Linked DNA regions of Homo sapiens: region 2 is linked to region 1. The links are chromatin loops, found by intact Hi-C in ENCODE. Cell type or tissue: OCI-LY7. All regions are shown on one strand. Each heading gives the region's core, and the rest is flanking DNA. Links, peaks and the distances in the headings are about the cores only.

What was found. A loop is a pair of places that touch in the nucleus more often than their neighbours do. Peaks named below come from ENCODE experiments on the same cell type or tissue, not always from the same donor. Only the 100,000 strongest peaks of a DNase experiment are listed, where the experiment ranks them.
Region 2: a loop joins it to region 1, with 2.1 times the contacts of the local background. A loop is called at or near these places in 2 of 110 quality-filtered maps.

The regions. Positions count from the first base shown.
Region 1 is chr7:43,051,694-43,057,080 of GRCh38, forward strand. No RefSeq gene overlaps it. Among named protein-coding and RNA genes, the nearest start is that of HECW1, 58 kb to the right of the region's middle. In OCI-LY7, for the core only: no CTCF peak of the experiment used is centred there; DNase peaks (open chromatin) are centred at 3,208 and 3,528; H3K4me3 peaks cover 1,903 bases; H3K27ac peaks cover 3,679 bases.
Region 2 is chr7:43,105,705-43,111,091 of GRCh38, forward strand. No RefSeq gene overlaps it. Among named protein-coding and RNA genes, the nearest start is that of HECW1, 4.2 kb to the right of the region's middle. RefSeq lists an enhancer at 2,183-2,697. In OCI-LY7, for the core only: CTCF peaks have their summits at 2,896 and 3,097; a DNase peak (open chromatin) is centred at 2,877; H3K4me3 peaks cover 294 bases; H3K27ac peaks cover 1,456 bases.

The DNA.
Region 1 (5,387 bases), core at 167-5,166:
AAAAGAAAGGAGATCAGTATATCAAAGAGATACTTGCACTTTCATGTTTATTGCAGCACTATTCACAATATCCAAGATTTGGAAGCAACCTAAGTGTCCATCAACAGATGAGTGGATAACGAAAATGTGTTACATACACACAATGGAGCACTATTCAGCCATAGAAAACAATGAGAACTTGTCATTTGCAATAACGTGGATGGAACTGAAGGTCATTATGTTAAGTAAAATAAGCCAGGTACAGAAAGACAAACTTCATATGTCCTTACTCATTTGTAGGAGCTAAAAATTAAAACAATTGAACTCATGGAGATAGAGAGTAGAATGATGGTTATCAAAGGCTGGAGAGTGTAGTGGGGTGAAGGGAGGATGGTTAATGGGCACAAAAATATAAATAGATGAATAAGATATAGTATTTGATAGTACAACAGAGTGACTATAGTCTACAATAATTTATTATACATTTAAAAATAACTGAAAGAGTATAATTGCATTGTTTGTAATACAAAGAAAGGATAAATGCTTGAGGTAGATAAATACCCCATTTACCCTGATGTGATTATTATGCATTGTACACCTGTATCAAAATATCTCATGTACCCCGATATAGTTTGGATATATGTCCCTGCCCAAATCTCATGTTGGAATATAATCCCCAGTGTTGGAGGTGGTCCCTGGTGGGATGTGTCTGGGTCATGAGGGTGGATCCCTGATGGCTTGGTGCTGTCCTCAAAGTACTGAGTGAGTGAGTTCTCGGGAGATTTGGTTGTTTAAAGTGTGTCCTATCTCCACAACTCTCTCTCGTTCCCACTCCTGCCATGTGAAATACTTGTTTCCCCTTGGCCTTCCACCATGATTGTAAGCTACCTAAGGCCCTACCAGAAGCAGATGTTGGTGCTATGCTTCCTGTTAGCCTGCAGAAGCATGAGCCAATTGAATATTTTTTCTTTATAAATTAGCCAGTCTCAGGTATTCCTTTATAGCAATGCAAGAATGGCCTAACACATACCCCATAAATATATACACCTACTATGTACGCACAAAAATTAAAAATTGGGCAGACACAGTGGTTCATGCCTGTAATGCCAGCACTTTGGAAGGCCAAGACAGGTGTATCACTTGAGCTCAGGAGTTCGAGACCAGCCTGGGATACATGGTGAAACCCCATCTCTACCCAAAATGCAAAAATTAGCCAGGCATGGCCAGGTGTGGTGGCTCACACCTGTAATCCCAGCACTTTGGGAGGCCAAGGTGGGTGGACCACCTGAGGTCAGGAGTTTGCAACCAGCCTGGCCAACATGGTGAAACCCCATCTCTACTAAAAATACAAAAAATTAGCCAGGCATGATGGCACATGCCTGTAATCCCAGCTACTCAGGAGGCTGAGGCAGGAGCATCACTTGAACTCAGGAGGCAGAGGTTGCAGTGAGCCAAGATCGCACCATTGCATTCCAGCCTAGGCAACAAGAGGGAAACTCCATCTTAAAAAAAAAAAAAAAAAAATTAGCCAGGCTAATGGTGGTGCATGCCTGTGGTCCCAGATACTTGGGAGGCTGAGGTGGGAGAATCACTGGAGCCTGGGAAGTCGAGGCTGCAGTGAGCCCATGATTGCACCACTGCACTTCAGCCTGGGTGACAGATGAGGCCCTGTCTCAAAAAAAAAAAAAAAAGAAAAACTGGAAAAAAGTCAAAGAATGTGGGATTCAGCAGGGGGAATATATGTCTAATGAAATCTTTGGTTTAAAAAAATGTTCCAGCCAGGTGTGGTGGCTCATGCCTGTAATCTCAGCACTTTGGGAGGACGAGGTGGGTGGATCACCTGAGGTCAGGAGTTTGAGACCAGCCTGGCCAACATGGTGAAACTCCGTCTCTACTAAAAATACAAAATTAGCCGGGCATGGTAGCCCGCAACTGTAATCCCAGCTACTAGGGAGGCTGAGGCAGGAGAATCGCTTGAACCTGGGAGGCAGAAGTTGCAGTGAGCTGAGATTGTACCACTGCACTCCAGCCTGGGTGACAGAGTGAGACTCAGTCTCAAAAAATAAATAAATAATTTAAAATGTTCCCAATTCTAACTGGGAGACGAATACATTTTTTAGGCATTAGATTAAAAAGGATTTTAACTCACCGCTTCAGTGTCAATAGATGACGTATCAACATATATTACTAAAAAGAAGTAACAATGACTACCATTGCCTTAATCTTCCTTTTCATTTCTAGCATTATTATGTCCTAAATAGGTGGCTTGGAAACTACCCTTCATTTTCCAGAATAGCATAAAAACATCAAACGTACGTTACCACCAATACAGTGGGTGTCTTGGAAACCATGCAGGAGTCTTTAATCTCCTGGCCACAATTTTTTTTATTCTTTCTGGCAATTTTAGGGAGCTCACTAAGAGCCAAATGTTATCATAGTTTAGCCTAAGCAGAAAATAAAAGTCCCTTGAGAGCTTACCTTATGGTTTTTAATAAAGTGCTTTCTCACTTTCATACAAGCTAGACGAAGTTAATTAGTTTGGATATGAGAAGCTGTTCCCTGTCCTCTTTCCCCTCCAAGCACTAATTAATATTAATGAGTAAAAGGATAAAATTACTAAGTACTCCTATAATTGTACTCGTGGATCATTTCCATAGGATGATCCTGAAATCCAGATAAATAGGACTAAATGCAGACTATCAACCATGACAGAGTTGCCAGACCTTGCTATAGATTTCACTGAAAACCCTGATAAGAGGGCTCTCCCCACCTTTAGGAAAGGATTTAAGAGGATTATTTTCCAGGAACTGATTGATTTTCTAATAGTGATGTTCCCGCTTTCCCTTCCTCCTTATTGCTTTCTTTTTTTCTCCCTCTTTGGCAGGGAGAAGCAGCGAGATTTGAGATTCTGCCATGCAAATTATTTTAACTCTTTAGATGCAAAGCTTTCAGGCTTTTATCCCAATGCTTCATGAGACTAAGAAGACAAAAGAGAGCACCACATTTTTTTGTGAAGTGAAGCTCTTGAAGGAGGATGTCAACAATGTGGTAAAATGGAAAGCTGGTCTGCAGACTGAGAGATGATGTTAAGATTGGTAAAAAGCAAGGCCCAGGCTCCTTTGGCCGCTCCTGCAGGCAGCTGAAAGTCATCTTCTGCAAATGTCTCAAGCCCAGTTAGAGTTAAGGTGTTTTCAGCATATTAATTAGGCTGCCAGGCTTGAGACAAAGGAAACCCATGTCTCTAGGGAATTACATCACTCAGTTGTAACCACCTTCGCTCCCTGGTTCTGGTATCACTGGGACTGAAACCTGACCGAGAGATGTTTCATAAGGGTTAAACATTACTACTTTCCCACTGAATAGTAGAGTAAGGCATTTTGTGGAGATTCTGGGTCTGAAAAATGAGGAAAGACTGTAAGGAAATGAAAAGGTAGGCGTCTTTTAAAAGGCAATCTATTGTGTTAGAATAAAACCAATAGTCATTTGTAGCGAAATGTATATATACTCATGAAAGCTACACCTGTATGTATTAAGAAGCTTTAAAAACAGGAAGAAGGTCTATGCCATACATACTCAAAACGCTTTTTTTGTTTTTGGTTGGTTGGTTTTCTTTTTGTTATTGTTGTTTGAGATAGAGTCTTGCTCTGTCACCAGGCTGGAGTGCAATGGCGCAATCTCGGCTCACTGCAACCTCCACCTCCCGGGTTCAAGTGATTCTCCTGCCTCAGCCTCCCAAGTAGCTGGGACTACAGGCGCATGCCACCACACCCGGCTAATTTTTGTATTTTCAGTAGAGACAGGGTTTCACCATGTTTGCCAGGCTGGTCACGAACTCCTGAACTCAGGTGATCCACCCACCTTGGCCTCCCAAAGTGCTGGGATTACAGGCATGAGCCACCGCGCCCAGCCATACCCGAAAAGTTTTAAGCATCTTGGTTAACAAGATAAATAGGAGCTATATGGCTGACTGACAGAATCAGGGGAAAAAAATAACTCCCAATTATATTTACAAGTAATTAAAGATATGGCTAGAATGCATTCAAATGATGGAAAGTCTCCATAATATTTAAGCTCTGCCTGTTTCCCTCACAAATGTCTTCGTTACAGATTCTAGCCTCATTAAGAAAGCCACACAGAAATAAAGAGATTCTAAATAGGATAGTGGCAGAGCTTGGGAAGGGTTTGAGGGATAGTCTTAGGGTTATAAATAAAAACAATGGGCTGGGCGCGGTGGCTCATGCCTGTAATCCCAGCACTTTGGGAGGCCGGGGTGGGCAGATCGCTTGAGGCCAGGAGTTCAAGACCAGCCTGGCCAGCATGGCAAAACCCTGTCTCCACTATTAGGTTGGTGCAAAAGCAATTGCGTTTTTTTTGCCATTAAAGTAATGGCAAAAAAATGCAATTGCTTTTGCACCAACCTAATAAAAATACAAACATTAGCTGAGCATGGTGGTGCAAGCCTGTGTTCCCAGCTACTCAGGAGGCTGAGGCATGAGAATCACTTGATCCTGGGAGGTGGAGGTTGCAGTGAGCCCAGAACATGCCACTGCACTCCAGCCTGGGTGACAGAGTGAGACCCTGTTTAAAATAAATAAATAAATAAAAACAGTGGAGCAAGCCTTGAAAAACGCAGACCTGCTGTGTACCCCACAGCCATGCTCCAGATGCTTCCCCTGGTGGTTGCTGCTTCACTGCAGAAAACCTAGGATGGGAAGATGCTGGAGCTCTTCTGGTGAGATGATGTTGTGAACTGTCTTTGCTAGCAATTTACAAAGCCTGATACTTTGATAACTCCTTCTGTCCTTTGCTGCTTCCAGAAGGGTTTAGAACAGGTGGCCAGGGGAAGGGAGTTAATGCTTCATCCCATTTTTCTTTTTTATCCTCTTTATTGCTATTTGGACAAAGATGGACTATAGCTCACGAGTGCAGCCTAACCCCAAATGCTCTCGAAAGCAAAAAGGACTATGTAGAATGTGCACTTATTTATATTAAATGTTAATGATTCAAGCATTTCTTTACTGCAAAATGTTGTTTCTCTATGCCATGCTAAAATAATTCATAACTGTGCCCCCTAAGGTCAGGGTTAGCCAAATAAGTGACTGGCAATGAAGGATTAACTTCAGGGGCTCTAATTCTTTTCCTGTACTATTACCCTTCATTCCACAATTAAAGACAAAGTTTAAAAAACAATTATTTTCAAAAGAGAAAGAATATTACATTCACATTGAGTACATGACATAAAACTTCACTTTAAAAAATGAAAAGATGAAAAAGCCCTTCCTATGCCTTTATGCCTGTCTTTGTTCATGTGCCGGAATTCCATTCTTTCTTATTGGTTTCCTATTAAAATCTTACTCAAGGTTTTGACCGAACTAAACAAAATCTACATTCAGTAGATCCATTGGTTT
Region 2 (5,387 bases), core at 195-5,194, 54 kb after region 1:
CATATGGAACAGAGCCAAGTTGTCCCAGATGAAGTTGTCCTAGATGAGCCAGCTCCTAGGAAACCTGCCAACTGCCCACACAAAGGAGCCCAGCTGAGATCAGCTTAGTCTGGACTAGATCAGCAATTTATAGTGGATTTATAGACTCAGGAGAAATAGTACATGGTTGTTAACTAAGTTTTGGGATGGTTTGTTAGGCAGCAATAACTAACTGATGCATTACATTTAATCACAGGAGCTGTGTAAAGATCCTTGACATAAATGCAAATTACACTTCAGATATGTTGGAATGATTTACTTTCCTACCAGGAGAAATACAAGTCCTAAAATGAGGAAAAAGGTATCTCAATTTAATTTGCACTTAATTGGGTCATAGGGCTATTTAAGAATTTTTCATGCATTCATTGCAAATTTTAAATCATCCATCAAAGTTTTTTAGTAACTTTTGCCCACTTTACTTTTGTGTAATTTGGTTTAAAAATTTTTTGAGTAAAACTTAAAAAAATTTGCAATATCTCACTTTCCTCAAAACACTTTTAAACTTAGTCATATACATTACAGCCTGTTGAAATCTCCAAATGGACTTGAAAAGAACATTACTGATGGAATGAGCTAAGGAATACTGAAGGCTACCACGTATTAATCACAACGTTATAAACTTTACATTTGTTATCTCACTTGACTCTCAACAATTTTTTTTTTTTTTTTGAGATGGAGTCTTGTTCTGTCGCCCAGGCCGGAGTGCAGTGGCACGATCTCAGCTCACTGCAAGTTCTGCCTCCTGGGTTCACGCTATTCTCCTGCCTCAGCCTCCCCAGTAGCTGGGACTACAGGCGCCTGCCACCATGCCCAGCTAATTTTTTGTATTTTTTAGTAGAGACGGGGTTTCACCGTGTTAGCCAGGATGGTCTTGATCTCCTGACCTCGTGATCTGCCCGCCTCAGCCTCCCAAAGTGCTGGGATTACAGGTGTGAGCCACTGCGCCCAGCCAACAATTTTTAAGGTAAAAATATTCATAAGTAGTTTTATAGATGAGGAAATTGAATTTAAATAAATTGCAGAAGAGTACAAAGAAGTAAATAATTGATCGAAGTTTCAAACCCAGGTGATTTGCCTTGTGTCTGTACTCTTATTATCACCCTCTATTGCTGTTCCTAAATGAAGGCTTCACCTTTCTAAAGGCATTTGTTTCTAATTTCTTTCTTTTTTTTGGTCTGGCTGTGTTTTAATGCCTAAACACACTTTGATTAGGTTAGTGAGAAACTTTCTGGCATATGATAAATTGTTGATAAGCATTCATAGTTCATACTTGTGTGTCACTTTTCTTAGTCTCGTGCTTTTTAATAAGTATTTTGATGGAAAGGTGGGTGAGGGCAAATTAGCCAGCTGCCATCCTCATCTGACACTTGTTATCAACATCTCTCTCTTTTTTGAATTTTTAATTTTAATTTTTGATCAACATATATTAATAATCTAAAAGTATTACAAATAATAATTTGTAAAATTTATACACTGTATATTTTGCTTCACAATATGTTTTTCATTTATTTATGTTTAATTAAAAAAAAATAGAGACAAGGTCTCATGATGTTGCCCAGGCTGGACTTGAACTCCTGGGCTCAAGTGATCCTTCTACCTCAGCCTCTCAAGTAGCTAGAACTACAGGTACATGCCACCACACATGGCTTTTGCTATATATTTAAATGACAAATCTCGTTGTTTCCGTTCCTGGCTTTAAAAATCTTTAGGGTTCTCCATTACTTGCCAAATGAATTCTAACAGCTGGAGCAGGGCATGTTTGGCCTATCACGTATGTCTCAAACCTTTGCTTCCAGTCTTCTCTCTGACACCACTCTCTTTGCTCCAGTCAAATTGAACTCTTCACCAAGTACATTCCCAAGTACATTCTGTTCTTTCTGTCTTCTGCTTTTTCATGTATGCTTTTCTTTCTTCTTCGGATGTCTTTTGGTCACCCAACAAACTTCTGTTCTTCATTCAAAGCTCTATTAATAGAGGCGTTTCTAGCCTCCCTAGCCATATTAGAGTGGTTGCTCCTCTCACACTGATAACATGTCCCTCTCTCAGCACCTGTATCATATTGTACTTACATGTTTAACTTGACCACAAGTTTAGTGTGATTGATATTTACACTGCCTATCATAAAGTAAAAGCTCATTAATAAATTTTTTAATTAATAAAATAAAAAATACGTGCAATAAATAGAAAGCATAGCTGGTGAAAGAAGGTAGAAAAAAGAAACAACAGGCATACAGATTGGAAAGCAAGAATAAAACATCCTCTATTCACAGACAACATAATTATCTACATTGAAAATTCCAAGAAATCTATACAAAAGCTACTAGAATGAATAAATGAGTTCAGCAAGGTCACAGGATACGTAAAAAATACACACACACACACACACACACACTAATTATTTTTTTTCTATTCTACCAGTGAATGAGTTTTTATGTTTTTTTATTTTCCATATTTTGTGGTGCCTTGACATCTTAGGGACTTTGCAGGCTTGGAAGAAACTGCCCCTCCCAGGGCTAGCTAATTCCTAGAGATGGCAAACAACTTGTCTGAGAGCCCACCATTCATATGTAAACCAACCAATCCAGAGTCCATGCCCACAACCACCTCCTTTGTCCAACTCACATAGCAAACCAATTTCCCTTGCCCTAAGTCTCCCCAGGGACAAGTACAGGACAACTAGAGACTACCTCTGTAGCCCACAGCCACTGAAATTATTGGAACTATCAAATCCTAGACTTGCTCAAACTGGCCTGCCCTGCCTGGCCATTCCGTACCACAGCATACAAAATAGAGGCTCTGAGCCATGCTCTCCCAGGCTTCTGCCTCCTGATTGACCCAGGAGCTCCCCCTGTGGCCCTGCGCGGTATGCCATGCCTCCTGTTTCTAGGGTTCTGTGAGTATAAACTTCTCCCTTCATGAGAAGCATTTCCATGTCTGTATGTCTGCATGTGCATACTTAATTAAAACAAATCCCAGGTACACTTTAATACAAAGTGAAATTCAAAATTAAAATCAATACCTTTTACAATAGTACCAAAAAAATGAAACTCTTAGAATCTACATGGAAACTCTTAGAATCTGTGTAGAATTTGCATACTGAAAACTTCAACTACTGATGAAATAAATCAAAGGAAACCTAAACAAATGCAGAGAAATGCTAAGTTTGTGGGTTGAAAGGTATTCAGAAATTGGAAGATTGTTAAAATGTCAGTTCTTCTGATATTCATCTATAAATTTAACACAACTGCAATCAAAATCCCAGTGGGAATTTTTTTGTAGATATTGACAACCATTTCTAAATTCATATAAAAAGGCAAAGAAATGAAAATAGCCAAAATAATGTTTAAAAAGGACAGAATTGGAGGGTTCACACTACCTGATTTTAAGGCAGTATACATCTACAAAATAGTGTACTATTTGTAAAACAATAGAAAGACAGATCAGAGGCACAAAACAGAGAATATAGAAAGAGACCCCTACAAATCTAACCAAGCGATTATTGAAAAGTTGCGAAAGCGATTCAATCAAGAAAGGATCTTTTCAATAAGTGGTGCTAGAAGAATTGGACATCCCATGTGCAAAAACAAGCCAACAAATAAAAAAGTCACCATCCATAGCTCACACCTAAAAAATAATAAGAATTCAAAATGAACCAAATACTTAAGTGTAAAATGTAAAATCTTGAAACTTATCAGCAAAACACAACTCTTTGTAACCTTGGTTAGTCAAAAGAGTTCTTAGATATACCAAAAGCATGATCTCTGAAAGAAAAAGTTGATACATTGAACTCCATCAACTTTAAAGACATTTACTCTGTGACAGAAACTACTAAGAGAATGAAAAGACAAGCCACACATGGGGAGGAAATATTCAGAAAACTTATCTGACAAAGACATTGTATCTAGAATACAGAAAGAACTCTCAAAAATGAACAATATAAAAGCAAACAACCCACTTAAAAATGAGCAAAAATTTTGAGCACTTTACTACAAATGATAGACGGATGGAAGAGAAGCACAAAAGTAGATGCTCACCATCATTAGTCATTAGGAAAGTCCAAATGACAATCTTGTATTATTGGCTACAATTTGCTCCTGTGCAGAGACTATGTGAGATAGCTTCAACAGCTCGGTCTTTTTCCTCCCCTAGTTATAGTGCGTTCACTTCCGACATTATGTTGAAGGCCTATCCCCAAAGATAAAGCCCCGGATTGGTTCAAGTTATCGTTTTCTCAGCATTGTAGGGACCATTTGTGAATGGTGCTCTGTTTGCTAATCTTTATCTGCATGTGGCCTGAGATGAGCAGGTGAGCAGGCATGTCACCCCCTCCCTGGGTCCTCCTGGGCCTCGAGTTACAAAAGGTGGAAGATTCGGTTGCATGGGCATTATGATAATACAGGTGTTTGTATATGCATCTCAAAACCTTCAACATTCACTTTACGCCATTATATAAGGTTAGTATTAGGAGGGACGCACTGGGACTGTGACTTATTATTTATAACAGTATTTTGAGTACATTAGAAACTTAATAAATATGACTACTAGGATGGCTTTAAGATTCATGCCATGTCTTTTCCTTTCTCCACCAAATACTCTTCTCTTTAAGGTTAGGGCAGCTGACATCTGTAAACTCCAGATTCAAGGTCTTCTGCTTGAAACAAGACTTAAGGAAATTACAGAACTAACATAGCCTTTTTGCTTTCTTCTGTAAAATAGGATCATGCTACCCAGACTACAGGGGGACTGTTAGGAATAACAAACAAAACAGGCCAGGCATGGTGGTTCACGTCTGTAATCCTAGCACTTTGGGGGGCTGAGGCAGGAGGATTGCTTGAGCTCAGGAGTTCAAGACCAGCCTGGGCAACTTGGCAAAACCCCATCTCCACTAAAAATACAAAAAACAAATTAGCCAGGCATGGTGGCACACACCTGTACTCCCAGGTACTCGGGAGGCTGAGGGGGGAGAGTTGCTTGAGCCTGGGAGGCGGAGGTTGCAGTGAATGGAGATTGCACCACTATACTCCACCCTGGGCATTGGAGTGAGACCCCTCACAAAAAATAAAAATAATAAAAATAAAAGGGGACAATACACAGGAGTCTGTATATGCTGCCATTGCACCTGACATGTAGAAGCTGCTCTACAAGGCTTCTTTATCTACTCAGGATGTGAAACTTTGTGTACTGCTATTTTAATATCTTTTGTCTTCAGTATAAAAAAAGCAACTCCTCAGGGGAGGATAAAGCACACCACAAGGATTGCTACATCAATAACCTCTATGAGAGATGTGGACTTGTCAAGTCATCTCCATGATGGATAGAACAGAGAGCAAACATCTCTGAGCCAAGTT